2 separate regions of the Mus musculus genome follow, and region 2 is linked to region 1. A link is a loop called in an ENCODE intact Hi-C map of the cell type or tissue named here. Cell type or tissue: left cerebral cortex. All regions are shown on one strand.

Region 1 (8,000 bases):
TGCACAGAAGTGATGGAAACATAGTTTCCTCTATTGACTCTTCTGGGACAGAGTCATAATGTAATGTATTCTGTAGGGATCTATGAGGCTTCTACAGAATGAAATTTCCCAAATAAGCAGAAGTGATTACCGTGCTTTTCATTCAGAGACTTAGGCACATTATAACAAATACTTTAAATGGGGGCATAGGTTTGGAACTGCTAATAGCAGTTATTATTAGGAATAGAATATAAACCATCATTTTCTTACAAAATACTGGAAGTATTTTGTAAGAAAAGCTTAGCTGGTCCTGAAGAGATAATTCATAGGAATTTGAAACTACACTAATCGTAGAGAGGGCTAAATAGGAAAATAAGAGAACATAGGCTCTATGCCATAGAGTGTCCATCATTAAGAACAGGATGATGGTAGACATATGGAGATCAGTGTATGGCTGCTGACACCTTTGGAATAAGTGCAGATCCTGTCACTAAGACCGAGGAAAGGCTATCCTGGCTAGATGGTGACTCTGAGTTTCATACCATATGGTGAAATTACAGACCTATAAATGATGAACTCTGACTAGAATTAATATCTTCAAAGAGCTAAATGACAACATTGCTAATTTAAAATAAAATCAGGAGGACAGCAAAATCATCAGCGAATAGAGGAACGCTTTTAAAATACACAAAATCCCGTCTTGGAGATTAAAATATAATTAAAAAGTTTGGAACGAATGAGGAAAGATATACTGGAGGGTTTGGAAGAAGGAAATGGAAAGGAGAAATGTATTTAAATTACAATCTCAAAAATAAGCAAAAATGCAAAAAAGAAAATTTCAAAGAATGCAAATCTACAGAAACCTGGGGATTATATTAAAACAGGACACCTTTCTATGAGCAGCAATAACTAACCAATAGGAGTAAAGGGGAGAAAAGAATGAGGCACCAGGGACAGAGAGCTGGAGAGGAGAATGGAAGAGAAACAGCTAAGATCTGAACAGTTTTCTGCACAAGTATAAAACTTAGTGCAGGAAGAGAAAAATAATCATGTGTAGAATGTACCACGGAAGAATATCCAAATAGCTCAAAGAGACCTTTAAATATCCTAAAGAGAAGAACACTATAGAGTGACTTTGTAATTTTTAGAGGCATTTAAATAAATATTAGAATAATTAAAAATTCACTGTTGAACTAGATATACTCAAGGTAAAAGAGTAGTGAGAAACTTTAGAAATATTTATCATTTATACAATGGTCAAGTATGAGTTATATATCATAAATTAATAATACAAAATACCTCTCCCAAATACTGAATATATCCCCTTGATATGGACATAGGGACCATGCCAAAGTTCACCTTCAGGAATCAGAATCTTTGGAAATCCCAGTAAACTATGTGTAGAAAGAGTTAAAAGTGAAACCAATTGAACAGATTGTATTTTTTTTTCCATTTTTTATTAGGTATTTAACTCATTTACATTTCCAATGCTATACCAAAAGTCCCCCATATCCACCCACCCCCACTCCCCTGCCCACCCACTCCCCCTTTTTGGCCCTGGTATTCCCCTGTACTGGGGCATATAAAGTTTGCAAGTCCAATGGGCCTCTCTTTCCAGTGATGGCCGACTAGGCCATCTTTTGATATATATGCAGCTAGAGTCAAGAGCTCCGGGGTACTGGTTAGCTCATAATGTTGTTCCACCTATAGGGTTGCAGATCCCTTTAGCTCCTTGGCTACTTTCTCTAGCTCCTCCATTGGGAGCCCTATGATCCATCCATTAGCTGACTGTGAGCATCCACTTTTGTGTTTGCTGGGCCCCGGCATAGTCTCACAAGAGACAGCTACATCTGCGTCCTTTCAATAAAATCTTGCTAGTGTATGCAATGGTGTCAGCGTTTGGATGCTGATTATGGGGTGGATCCCTGGCTATGGCAGTCTCTACATGGTCCATCCTTTCATCTCAGCTCAGATTGTATTTTATATTTAAGTGACTAGTCTTGGCCTATACATGCTTGAGTGGTGTCTGGAAAGTAACCATTTTCTAAAAGTCAAGTATCTGAAAACTTACCAACCCCACCCCCCTACACACACAATTGCTTTAACCAATTCTTTCTCCCTTGCTATTGGTCCAGGCTTTTGGGATGATACTAAAGATTAGCATATGACTTTTACAGACACAATCCATATTAGATTTCATCTAACTTAAGATGGAAATAAAGCTTTTCACATATTGTGGTAAGAACTAAATAATTGAATATATGCCAAGACCTTAACATGAGAGGCCTTTATCATCCCCATCTATCACTAAATACTGATTATATTCCTCAAATACAGTGAAAAGTTTATTTCCAAGGGTGACTAGGAAGCATAAACTGTTTTACTGAGGATTAGTCAATAGCATAAAATATGTTTGGGGTTTGTAGAGTTCTTTCATTTTCTTTTCCTGCTCCTCTAACTTGTCTAGTAAGCAAGATTAATAAACCATTTGACACTGTAGATAAATAGAATAGTTTGTAGGTTCGACAAGATGCCTCAGCATTTGCCAACAAAGCCTTACTAGCAGAGTTTGGTCCTTTAAACCCACAAGGTGGAGAGAATAAACTCCCACAGGTTATCCTCCATTCACACATACATGTGCATATACATACACAATAAATAAATGTTAACAAAATTAAAATAGTTACTTTTAATAGTACATGCTTTATTGAAGCAGGTTCTCTGTGAAAGGTATCATGAATTCTTTCTGTCTGAAATAGAGGGTGAAAGACTAAAATGTTGTTAAATATCTCTTGTTGCTAATGAAATTGCTCTCAAAATTGTGAACTGGCATAAGATAGCCAAACAACCAGATGCACAGAGTAGATCCCAAATGTAGAACCATACAGATATAGTCAATTGCTCATTGACAAAATATCTGGTAATTCTTGGAGAAGGCATTAATGTTCAATAACTTTGCTAGAATTACTAGGATGTGATATATGCTTCAGTGAACAAAAAGAAAAAAAGAAAAAAGGAAAGAAAGAAGAAAGCCTTAACTCTTACTTCAGATTACATGCAAAACTTGACTTCAGGTAAGCGTAAATATAAGAACAAACATTAAATATGTCACTGAAGAAGTAAGAAAAGACAGAAAAACATCTTTTGGTACAACACTATGTAATGTTTTTTGCTAGGTGACACCAAAAACGAACAAACTATCATAAAAGAAAAGAATCTGAGGAGTTGTAGTTTATCGGCAACCCTTTTTGTTTCCCCACCAAAAACAGTAAGATGATGAAGAGCAAGACTACAGTCAGAGAACATACTTGTCACAAGAATGTCTGGAAAGCACTTGAGCCCTGAAAATTAACTAATGCTGCAGAACTCAAATGTAAGTTTTGGAAATTGTTTAGTGCCACCTGAGGTGCATTAATTCTGCTTAGGCTGCTTGGCATGATGGTTATGTACTTGGTATTGTGGTGATAAGCATTTTCGTGGTACATACATTTGTACTTCACTCATTTAGATAGACCTCATGATGCTTCATTTTGTTATAATAAACTGGCTATCAAGAATACCTTTGCTTTATCACTCCTACAAATCTCAAGTGAATCAACAAGCAACAGTTCTTCATGAATATGCATATATAGGTGGTAAACGTCTTGACTGGGGAGTACGTGTTTGTGCTTACATGATAATTTCAATTGCTTTGATTTCAAAATAGTTATGGCCTTGTCACTTTTGCTAGTATTGTGATATTCTGCCACTGTAAGTCTTCTCTGTGACTTGTTATCAGCACCTGTCATTGAAAGCGCTCTAGAGCCATGTGACAGTACTATTTGATAACTGTGGGTCAAGGACATGTGATAAACCTATTGTGTAATGTTTGGAGAAATCATCAATATGCACAGCCCCTGACTCTTGTGACATTTGTGAAGTATGAACTAGTTCTTCTGACCTTCTGGAATTGCTGAGTTGCTAATGGAGTTGCATAGAGCAATGCATATCAAGAACAGAATAAATGTTAAGTAATTTCTATTGTGGTCTTGACTTCAGAAAGCCTGAAATATACTGCACCGACATTATTTGAAGATACTATTATTGCCTATATTCAAAATGCAGTATGTTTATGCAAATGAAAATTTAAGAATAAATGGGCTGAACAAAGATGACTAGCTTTAAGACTAGGAAGCACAAGAATAAATCTAATATAGTTCAAAGAAAACAAATAACTAGAAAATAGCATTGAAAAAATGTTTGCTGTATATTACAACTGGGAATCGTATCCAGACAGTCTGATTCTACAGCCTACATCCCTCTCATCTACAGGCAATCATAGTGCTCAGACAACATTCAAAAGTGATAAAAGATGGTGATATCATCAGCAAAACAAAACTTGAGATCACATCACTCACAGATTCCTTCAGAAGTAACATCAAGTCTTAAACTTACAGAGAAGAAACAGGAGACCAGATGAAATGTTTTAAATTAAAAACAAATGAGCATATTCGGTTCCTATTTGTTATGGTATATAAACAATGAATATTTCTAATAATAACTATCTGATACTTTTAAGTTTTCATTGTAAATTTTGAATTTCTTGTTGCAACAGGAGTTCATCACTGACTATAAAAAAGCAATTGTGTATGTGTGAGTATTTGTGTGGGTGCAATGTGCCCATCTGCGAGTGAGCAGGTGTACGTGTGTGTGTGTGTGTGTGTGTGTGTGTGTGTGTGTGTTGGTGTGCATATATACATAGTATACACCTGTGAAAGCCAGAGGAAAATCTCAGGTGTCATTGTTTCTAATGCAGCAGTTTCATTAACTTTTTGTGAATTTCACACACACATGCAATGTATTTTGATGACACTTATCCTGTATTTCTCCATCAAACTCCTCTCAATTCCACCCCTCACCTCCCCATCACCTCTAACTTCATGTATCTTTTCCTGTCCAATTTGTTGTGCCCACACAGTCAGGGTTTTCCACAATCCACTTTACCGGGAAGCACACCCTAATAGAAAACCAATCTTTCCTTTCTTTGACCTACCAACTGGTAATGTCTTCTCAGTTAGGGTTGGAGGCTTTATGACTCCCTGCAGACTCCATACTGAAATGTTTGTCGACTGACTTTTTTTTTTTTTAATGAAGGTCTTGTGCAGATAAACACATCTGTTGTGAATTCATGAAAGCAGTGTTCCAACCATGTCTAAGAAATACACCTTTTGGTTCTCCCCACCTCTGGTCCTTACAATCTTCCTACCTCCTCTTCTGTAATGGTCCCTGAGATTTGAAGGGAAAGACCAGGAATATAATAGGATAGAGGTGATATGAAGGAAGAGAGTGAAAACAATGGAGAGATAAGTTTAGGTGAAGGTCTTGTGCATGTTGTCACAATTGTGAGTGCATATGTGCCCTGTTGTGTTCACAAACTGCTTCCTTGATATTGTCTGACACTTCCAGCTTTGAACAGTCTTTCAGTCCCAGGAGTAGGCACTTAGGGCCAAAACATCACTCTTAGGACTAACTTCATTGTATTCCATATATATTGGGATGTTGTGTTTTCATTTACTTATAGGTTTTTTTTATTTCCTTCTTAATTTTTTTCAGTGTCATACTTACCACTCATTAGCTGCTTACTGCTTAGACCTCAAGAGTTTACATATTTTCTATAATTTCTCTTGCTGTGGACTTCTAGTTTCTTTCTTTTATGATCTACTAGAATGGAGATTGTTTCAGCATTCCTGTATTTATGGTGACTTGATTGTGCCCTAATATGTGACCTGTTTTAGATAAGATACCTTAGGGGTATTGAATAGATGTGTCCTATTGTATTTGAATAGAATGTTCTATTGAAGTTTGTTAAGTACATTCTACCTGTTTTGTTATTTAATTCCAGTGTTATTTCATCCAATTGTTGCACAGTTTGCCTGTGTAGTGGTGAAGCTGGAGTATTGATGTCATCTACTGTAACAGGGTTAGGTTTAATCTCTGATTTTAAATCTAGTAGTATTTGTTTTATGAAAATTTATGAGCCTATATATTGTGGATATGTATTCAGAATTGTAATTTCCTTTTGTGAATGGTTCTTCTGGTGTCATTCTTCAGTAGTAACTGCATACCTTCCTTTTAGGCAAGATCTCCCATTAACCTGGAATGTAGGAATTAAACTGGATTGCTGGTCAGGCAGCCCCAGGGACCTTCTTATCATTCTTTCCAGAGCTAGGATTAGAAATGTAAAATCTCCCAGACCCCTCGTTAATTGTGGGTTCTGAAGATTTAACCCAGGATCTTAACCTTGATAGACAACCACATTATTGACTGGGCTATCTCTCCAGCTCCTTAAAATGCAGCATTAATATAGACTTGATTACACAATAGGGTGAAACACCAAAGAGAGGAAATGATTTGAACTTATGTCTTATAGCATAATTAAATACCAAAAGAGGCAAAAATTTTTAAAAATATATGTTGAAAATTGTGTTAGAAAATCTTCCCAAATTTAGTTTTAAAATATTAACCAAATAACCACTAGGACCAAAGAATCCAATAAAATCTCACTTCACACATTATAAGTCAGACTGATAAGAAGCAAACAGAACAAGCATTAAATGTAAAATGAAAACAAAAACCAATTCATCATGTATAGAAAAAGACACAATCACTGGAAGTCTCAATAGAAACAAACACATAAGACAGCAGAATGATCTATTCAAACCCATAGGTGATAGAAACAGTCAATGAAGCTTGAGATATTGGTCCATTTCTTCTAAGATATTGTATTTGTGACTATAAATCTTTTTATATTTCTTTTTTGTTGCTTGGTTAATGGCTGAGTAGCACATCAACAGTCTAAATTTCATTCCTGAAGTTGATTATGTGTGTCTTCTCTCTCTGAATTTATTTTTTATTCTTGGAGATGCTCTTGAATTTGATTGATGTTTCTGAAGTTCCAGAAGTTTTTGTTTAATTCAATTTTTTTATTACTTTATCATTTTCAGTTTTGACTTCCACCGTAGTGCGGTTTGCTTTGTCTACCCTTCTCATGTCCTAGAGGAGAGAGGTTGTTTGGCTGAAATACTACCTTGTTATCTTGTTTCCAATAGATGGATTTAGTTCTGTAAATTTCTCTTCCAGGAGTTCTACACTCCCTTGAATTTTGGTGCACTGTGATGTTGGTTTTTACTCAGTACTATGTGATTTGTGTGTCCTTTCAAAATTACATTTGAGGCTATGTACGCAGTGTAAAGACTGCTTTGGAGAACAAACTGGAGTCCTGTATGGGGACACTTTCATGTTTTACCCAATGTTGAAAAGAGGAGTCTTTATGTATGCATTGTAAATAGCTCAGTTCAGGCACATTCTTTATGAGTTGTTGTTTTGGATTATTCCCCAGCCCAAGTGATATCAGAGGAATAGAAGGTTAACACTGGCAGATAGTGACAAAACTTGGGGTCCTTAGGAGCATACAGAGCCAACTTCACAGGTAAAAGGCAGGTTTTTAGGGCTTGAACCTATGCCCTGTTAGATTATGTGAAATGTGTCTTGAAGATTCAGTTCCCCTCATTCTCGCTGGCATTTGTGCAGCATCTGCAACATGGAGTTGCACAATGTCATTGATTGCTGGGTTGATTGTGACGTGGTAACTGAGCACACTGTGAAAGGATTCCAATGCTTTTCCATTTGCTACAGTTTGTTCTTTGGCATCTCATAGCATTCGGGTTGTAGTAACCAAACACCTTCTCCCATCTTCACTGACATCTCACTCTGTCTCAGGAACCCTCTTGCTCCTGACTGCAGAAGCTCCTTGCTAGAAATCACATTCCTTTTCCTTCACTTTCTTTTCATGCGGGTCAAAGCCATTGTTTCCAGGTTTCAAATGCTATCATTTTTCTCAAAAATCTTTCACTGACTTGATGTCTATATGTTTGAGCACCATCCTATTCCTCAAACCTCTAAAGCAAGCCTACGTTCATGGAATTGATAACAGCTTGCTTGCCTGCTTTCTTCTTTCTTCCTTTCTTTCTTTCTTTCTTTCT
Region 2 (8,000 bases), 650 kb before region 1:
AGAGGCATATGGGTACTTGTACACACACACACACACACACACACACACACACACACACACACACAGAAGTACACATACACACAGACATACATACACACACACACACACACACATGCACACACACACAAGTGAACAAAACACACCCAGAGGTACACACAGACTTAGACTTGAAGACATGCACACATACACACTTGCATACACGTAATGAGGCATGCGGGTACATATGCACGCACACACACACACACACACACACACTAAATACAATTAGCATATTAAGTTACAATTAACATAATTTTGTCTCTAAAGGACTCTTGGATTGCTGTTTACGGTGGTTAATAAAGAAGAGTGAGTGATCTTGACTCAGAACAAGAACAAAATTGGATGAAAATAATCCAGAGAGCTATTTCAGGACTCTGACAAATGAGCTCGGGCAGACAAGGAGTAAACAGAATTAGGTCAGACATGAACTTATGGGAATCAGTTCTCTCCTTGCACCATGTGAGTCCTGGGGTTTGAACTCAGGTCCTCAGGCTTAGTGGCAACTGTCCTTACGTGCTGAGGTATCTGTTCAACTTGATAAGCATCTTTCCTATCTTGTCTTATGTTATCTCTTCTCTTTTTTTCCCCTCCCTTAATTCCTTCCTTCCTTCCTTCCTTCCTTCCTTCCTTCCTTCCTTCCTTCCTTCCTTCCTCTCTCCCTCCCTCCCTTCCTCCCCCCTTCCTTCCTTATTCTCTCTCTCTTTTTCTCTCTTCCTCTCTTCCTTTCTCTCATGTATCTCTGCATTCACCCATCTGTCTGTCTGTCTGTCATCTTCTATACACGGTTTCTTTACTTAGACATGATTTTGCCACAGGCCTTGGCTTTATGCTTGATCTGCAGAGCTTCCCCAGTGCTCGGATTAGTCTGACAAGCTTTTTTTTTAATACCTTTTTTGGGGGGCTGTTATTTATGTAGCATGAAATTGCCCTTCTAAAGCAAATGCTTCAGTGATTTCTGGTATGTGTTCATTGAGTTATGAAGTATTTGTTTTGAAAAGCTGTACACTCAAGGAGAGAAACAAGAGTCTTTAGCTGTCCTTCCCGGAGCTACAGCTTCAGTCCTGTATGGGAAAGTCCTTAAACAGCCATGGCTTTGTTGAAAGAGCCTCTTGACTCTGGGCAGGTTCTGAATGACTGACTGTGCTGGCAAGTTTGGTAAACTGGTGGGAAAAGCAGCAGCATTATTTTATGAACCACAAACTAAAATGCTAATTAATGCTAATGTCTTAATTGTGTAATGTGTTTCAGAGTTTTGAAATGTTTTCTGGTGATATAGATGAACTACACCAAGTAGTAAAATAAGTGTGTGGTCAATAATATTGACTGATGGCACAATTATATCACTCCCCTTCCCACAAAGGCTCAGGAAGCATTGTAAATGAGGGTAGAAGAGCCAGAGGTCAGGGAGGACAAACAGTGTCTTTTAGACATGATGGAACTGATACATTTATGGGCTCATAGGGGCAGTGATTTCCTGCGCAAGACCTATACAAGATCAAGTGAGTCAACACTTCAGCATGGAGTGAAAGTGGGTTCCCAACTCTCACCTCACCCCACAGGCTGTCGAGCTGTTGACAGACGATGACTTGTTGGGGAGGGATAGTCAGTTAGTTTCTTTAACAGGTGGCTCCTATTGTGTTGATCATATTACAGTGTATGGCTCTACACCCAAGAATATATGGACAGCTCAGATTGGAATCAGTGGGTTACAGAAAACACAACAAACAAAACAGAATATTAAGTCGGGAGTCAGACAGATCTGGGAGGAATTGGGGGAATTGAGGGAAGGGTAGGGCTGAATATAATTAAAATATTGTGTACATGTATGAAATTTGCAAAGAATTATTGAAATATAAAAGCTAAAATATTGAAATCTTATTAATATGTTCTTGGCATTAGTGTGCATATTAGTTTACACATTTGCAAAACAGGGAGCTGATATTGTGAATAAAAAGAACACACCCAGTGGGGGGCAAAAGGTCAACTTTGACTTATGTGTTGGAGGAGAGGGACATAGATGTTAAGGAAAGGTTTCAGCCCAGAAGAAAACAGAAGAGAATTTCTCAGAAGATCCCATTTCTCAGCTGTCCATTTTGAGCAATGCAGCTGCAGTGTCATTAGGACACTGTGGCCACAAGGTGGTGAGGAAAGAAGTCAATTTCAGAGAGTTTGCCATGAGGCTGTGGAAGTGTGTGTGTGTGTGTGTGTGTGTGTGTGCGTGTAGCAGGGGGTGGTGGTGTAGGGAGGCAGCAATAAGGACAAATAAAGAAGCTTAGAGAAGAGTCTGGAGAGTATGGCTAATAAGATGCTTCATTAGCATAATTTTTGGCGGGGGTGTTCCGTGATGGCTGATGGCTGGGGTAGAAGGCAAGAAGCACAGTTGTCTACACGGACTAACTATGGCAACAATTTAAAGTGCTTAAGGACATGTGGACAGGAAGGTCCAGGAGTACCCGCAGTGAAAAGAAGCAGAAGAGAAAGCATGCATACTTTCCAGAGCCAGAAGATCTGAGGTTTCTGAGGTTGTCTCATCATGGGCAGGATGACTGGAGTCGAATGATCGATCACTAAGGCAGCTTGTGACCTCAACTCCTAGCACAATAACCACGTATGCTATGTGTTCAATAAACAACAGTTCTGAGTAAGTAGATCACAGATCATATGCATCTTTTGCTCACTGAACAGCTTAGCAGAGCAGTGTGATAAAGTCGAGGTCTGATACGGGGTCTCCACGGTCCTGACCCAGGGCTCATTTCTTTTAGTGATCTTGTCTTAGAATTTGTCGTCTGTGTTCTCTTATTCGGAGACACCATCCTGACCTCCTGACAGGCTTAGGCAAAGGGAAGTTCAAATTCAGCGTTTCCCTTTCTAAGATGTGTGGTCAAGGCAAATACAGAACCGGCTTAAACCTCTGCTGTGTCAGGTGCCGAATGTTTTCTCCTTTGTAGAGTAGTATTAACTTCAGAAGAGCTGATCTAGTGCTAGGGTCTCCAGGACGCTGTTCACCAGTGCTACCACAAGATGGCAGCAAAGGAAAGCATGTGCCTGTGAAGAGGCCCTTAGGCCCAATCCTAAGGCTCTCCAGTGGGTTCAGAAAGCAGATCTGCTCTGATAGGAGTTTTCACTGTAACCTCCCCGCCCACAGGTTGCCTCCACTATTTGGTTATGCATCCTCACCGTAACGTTCTGAAGTTTATGTCGCACAGATCACACTTCCATTTGGGGTCTGTTTAGCCATCTTGGAAACCCATGACTGTCATTAAAAGAAGTCTGGTGTCTGTGAGCTCTTGTAGAGAGCAGACTGAGGGCTTCAAAGGCTGTGCGAATTTTTAGTCTGATTAAGGAAAAGGCAATAACTGTGCCTTAGTTAGGGTTTTATTGCTGTGAACAGACACCATGACCGAGGCAACTCTTTTTTTTTTTTAAATTTATTAGGTATTTTCTTCATTTACATTTCCAATGCTATCCCAAAAGTCCCCCATACCCTCCTCCCCACTCCCCTACCCACCCACTCCCACTTCTTGGCCCTGGTGTTCCCCTGTACTGAGGCATATAAAGTTTGCAAGACCAATGGGCCTCTCTTTCCAATGATGGCCGACTAGGCCATCTTCTGATACATATGCAGCTAGAGACACGAGCTCCAGGGAGGGCACTGATTAGTTCATATTGTTGTTCCATCTATAGGGTTGCAGACCCCTTTAGCTCCTTGGGTACTTTCTCTACCTCCTCCGTTGGGGGCCCTGTGATCCAGTAGCTGACTGTGAGCATCCACTTATGTGTTTGCTAGGCCCCGGTTTAGCCTCACAAGAGACAGCTATATCAGGGTCCTTTCAGAAAAATCTTGTTAGTGTATGCAATGGTGTCAGAGTTTGGAGGCTGATTATGGGATGGATCCCCGGGTATGGCAGTCTCTAGATGGTCCATCCTTTCATCTCAGCTCTAAACTTTGCCTCTGTACCTCCTTCCATGGGTGTTTTGTTCCCATTTCTAAGAAGGGGCAAAGTGTCCACACTTTGGTCTTCGTTCTTCTTGAGTTTCATGTGTTTCGAGGCAACTCTTATAAGGACAACATTTAATTGTGGCTGGCTTACAGGTTCAGAGGTTCAGTCCATTATCATCAAGGTGGGAGCATGACAGCTTCCAGACAGGTATTGTCCAGAAGGAGCTGAGAGTACTACATCTTCATCTGAAGGCTGCTAGAATACTGACTTCCAGGTAGCTAGGATGAGGGTCTTAAAGCACAAGCCCACAGTGACACACCTACTCCAACAAGGCCACACCTCCAAATAGTGCCACTCCCTGGGACAAGATATTCAAACTATGACAGACCATATTGTAGCAAAAGCACATACGGGATTTGTTGGAGGAAACAGAGAGTTAGAAGGGCATAGGTGACATTGCTCAGCAGCCCAGGGAGGAATCTCTGGGTTACAGCTTTCTGAAGGACAGTATTGGTTTGAGATCTTATTGCCACAGGCTCAGTTTCATGAGATCATCAGATACTGGGTATGATCTCGTGAAGAGCACAAGTCAAGCAGTTCCTAAATGGTTGCCCTAGTGATTGCAATATGCTTTGTGTAAGCTATTTAAAAAATGATTGGGGTATGAAAATTTAAATTTGGCATGTGTGAGTTTTCAAGTTAATGAACTCAGCCTCTAGTGAAAAAATAACCTATCCAGCAACCAGTGTGCAGAGGCTGTCTTTGGCTCACTTATAACCACTGGGAAAGCCTCTGTGTCTGAGCAGAGAGGCTGGAGAAAAGAGGCTACTCTTGTTTCGAGGCAGCCACATTTCCCTTGGATGAACAAACTTGGTATTCACAGCAGTCTCCAGCTGAACATCTGGAAGCTATTCCCTAGACTCCACACTGAGCTCTTCAGAGGTCCTCATGGTCTAGATTCCAGCTCTGGGATGTGCTAGACACCCTGACCTTTTACATTTTCCTTTGTGCAACAGGAGTAATGACCAACCTATGTGTGCTTTGTAGGAATCATGTGACATAGCTGCACGAAGGACCATTGCCATGTTTGACAAGAGGCATATGTGACCAATAACATTTCTTTCTTTCCTCCTGTGGGCTTTGGAAGTGTTTGGTGGGCAAGTGAATGAAGGGAAGGTATGCACAACTACATGGAGCATATGCTATGGTGGCTACCGAGGCTGCTTCTCATTTGATAGGGAGCCAAGGCAAGTCCTTAGCCTAGGAAAGAGGAGTGAGTTATAGGAGGCCAAATGGTACTGGACCAGGGGGTAATGAACTATGTGGTTGTGTTATTGTAGGACTGTGATGGTTTGAATATGCTTGGCTTAGGGATTAGCACTTTTAGGAGATGTCGCCTTGTTGGAGGAAATGTGTCACTATGGGGGTGGGCTTTGAGACCCTCCTTCTAGCTGTTAGGAAGCTAGTCTTCTCCTAGCAGCCTTCAGATGAAGATGTAGAACTCTCAGCTCTCCCTGCACCATGCCTGCCTGGATGCTGCCATGCTCCCACCTTGTTACTGGACGGAACCTCTGAATTTGTAAGCCAGCCCCGATGAAATGTTGTCCTTTATAAGAGTTGCATTAGTCATGGTATCTGTTCACAGCAGTAAAACCCTAAGACGAGGATGTAAAGAGCAGAGAAGGAGACTCTGTACTCTCTTAACTGAACTGAGGATACTTTGCCAGAGACCTTGACTTACACCAGACTTAACAGCCATAACATGTTCAATTATTGCTGCTAAGATTCCGAGATGAAAAAGGTCAGAAGCACTGGAGTGCATCACTGAGCACGAGCAGTGTGTCTCAAATGCTGCTTGGTTGTCTGGGAGCTGCGGTTTTATATTTATACGGAGTGAGAGGGATGTGCACATGTGTGAGAGCTCTTTCTGCTGGAGAACCTTCTCCTCCAACCCCAACCTTTGCTGAACTCTGCTGAATGGTCTCTGGCCGAAGCCCTGATGACCTGATTATGGACACCCAGGGGTTCGTGCCCCCGCCCCCCAAGTGGTGATCAGTGAGTGATGAGTACATTAGCTCTTGTCTATTGAACATCTGTCTTGAGCAAGGATGCAGCTACAGCTGACTGTTTTTGCACAACAGTTCTCAGCATGGTGACAAGTTTCTGTGTAAGTAGTTATGGTAACAAGGAACTGTAGACAGAGTCACTTCATTCCTTTGCCCCAGGCTCCTTGTCCAGGAAAGAGAAGAGTTTGGATTGTAATCAGCTAACTGGATTTCTCCAAGCCCCTGTGCTCACTTCCCTACTTGCCTTCTCCCTACCCTGCCTGGTAGTGAACCCAGCATCTTGCTAGATATTCTTGGCAGTTCCCATTTGGCAGGGGAAGGGTTCTATTGTTCCAAGAGGCAGCCAGGTCTAAATTGAGTTCTCCGTCGTAGTCTATAAAAGCCACAACATACCAGGCATGTGTCAGAGTCATGATTTTAAACGATTGTCTAGGAATGAGTTCTGGTCTACTCTGGGCTCTGCAAGAGGATATTGCAATTCAGCTCTATCCAATTTCATCTGTATGGGCACCTAGACTCTACAGTATGGGATTTTCCAACTATTTTACTTTCTTTTCATTTACAGATAAAGCTTCTATGTGTTTGTGTAGATTACATGGAATTTGAAAAAAGGCATTCATATTAGGATGCCTAAATGGTGCTAACTGGCAAATTAGATTTGTCTACACACCACTGTTATTTTGTTGTTATAAAAAAATACTCACAACTCTGTTTCTTAGAGATTTTCAATAACTCAGCACATTGTTATCGATTCTAGTCACCGATTTGCATAGCAGATGTCTTGAACCAATGTCTCTGATCTTTCTAAAATGCTGTATCTTCTGACCAATATTTCCCCAGTCCCTTCTCAGTTTCCCAAACCCAGCCCCTGGAATCCATGATTCTGCATCCTGCTTCAATTTGTTTCATGTTTTTTATGTTTCACATATACGTGAGATCACTTCGCTTTCTATTTCTAGCTTATTTCACTTAACACAATGTCTTCCAGGTTTACGAATGTTGTCACAAATCAGATTGTTTAAATTCTAAAGAGAAGCTAAGAACACTAGACATTGTTGTGCAGTTTTAAAAATTGTTTCAAATGCTTAATAGTCACTAGTTTTAAAATGTGATTCCTTTTCTCCATCGACATATGCTGACTAGATGATGCGTCAAGTCATTCAGTCACTAGTTTCCATGTTATCCAATACATGTTTATTCCTAAGTGTTCACCACCAGGCTGGGTTGAGGCACTGGGGCAGGATCAACCAACAATCTAAGAAGCAGTACGAAGCCAGTATGACTCACAGTGCAGCAGGACATGGGCTAGGGTGATTTCATAAGAACTAGGACATAGTGTTTAGGCTCTTTGCTTGTTTTGAGAAAGTGGCATCTGCTTTTGTCGTTGTGAAAGTGGGAGAAATGCGGACCTGGGAACAAGGAGCAGAGTCCATCATGACTTGGTTGTGCTTTGTGTTTCCTTAAACTGAGGGGTTTGTTGATACAAAGCTCCTCTCTATCATTCACTCATGGATGGATTGACCTGTTTTTCCCAAGAAGATTGGAATGGTCAAATGAAAAGTTTTTTCTTGCTTTTATTGCAAAGAGAGAAATACCATTTTCTCCTAGAAGCTGGTAGTGGAAAAAAATCATTTGACTAGTTTTCTGACAAAGCCTTGCTTTGGTTTTTAATATATACTCCCAGAACCCAATAGGACAATCTCCCTGAAGTGGGCCAGGTCATACTCCTACTGTTCATCATCCCCAATTTTACTGTAGAAAATGGGCTTCAAGGGGCTGGATGCTGGCTCAGTGGTTAAGTGTGACTACTGCCCGTGATGAGGACCCAAGTATATGCAGGGTCTATGGTGGGTGGCTCACAAATGCTTGCAGCTTCAGTTCCAGGCATCTGAAGGCCTCTTCTGGTCTTCATGGGCACCAGTGCATAGGACACACACACACACACACACACACA

The links. A loop is a pair of places that touch in the nucleus more often than their neighbours do. Peaks named below come from ENCODE experiments on the same cell type or tissue, not always from the same donor. Only the 100,000 strongest peaks of a DNase experiment are listed, where the experiment ranks them.
Region 2: it touches region 1 in a loop (4-fold over the local background); 2 of 42 quality-filtered maps call a loop at or near these places.

What each region holds. Positions count from the first base shown.
Region 1 is chr15:65,330,454-65,338,453 of GRCm38, forward strand. No RefSeq gene overlaps it. Among named protein-coding and RNA genes, the nearest start is that of Gm23907, 360 kb to the right of the region's middle. In left cerebral cortex, no CTCF peak of the experiment used is centred here; no DNase peak of the experiment used is centred here.
Region 2 is chr15:64,684,331-64,692,330 of GRCm38, forward strand. No RefSeq gene overlaps it. Among named protein-coding and RNA genes, the nearest start is that of Gm30691, 58 kb to the left of the region's middle. In left cerebral cortex, a CTCF peak has its summit at 3,056 (motif pointing right); a DNase peak (open chromatin) is centred at 3,063.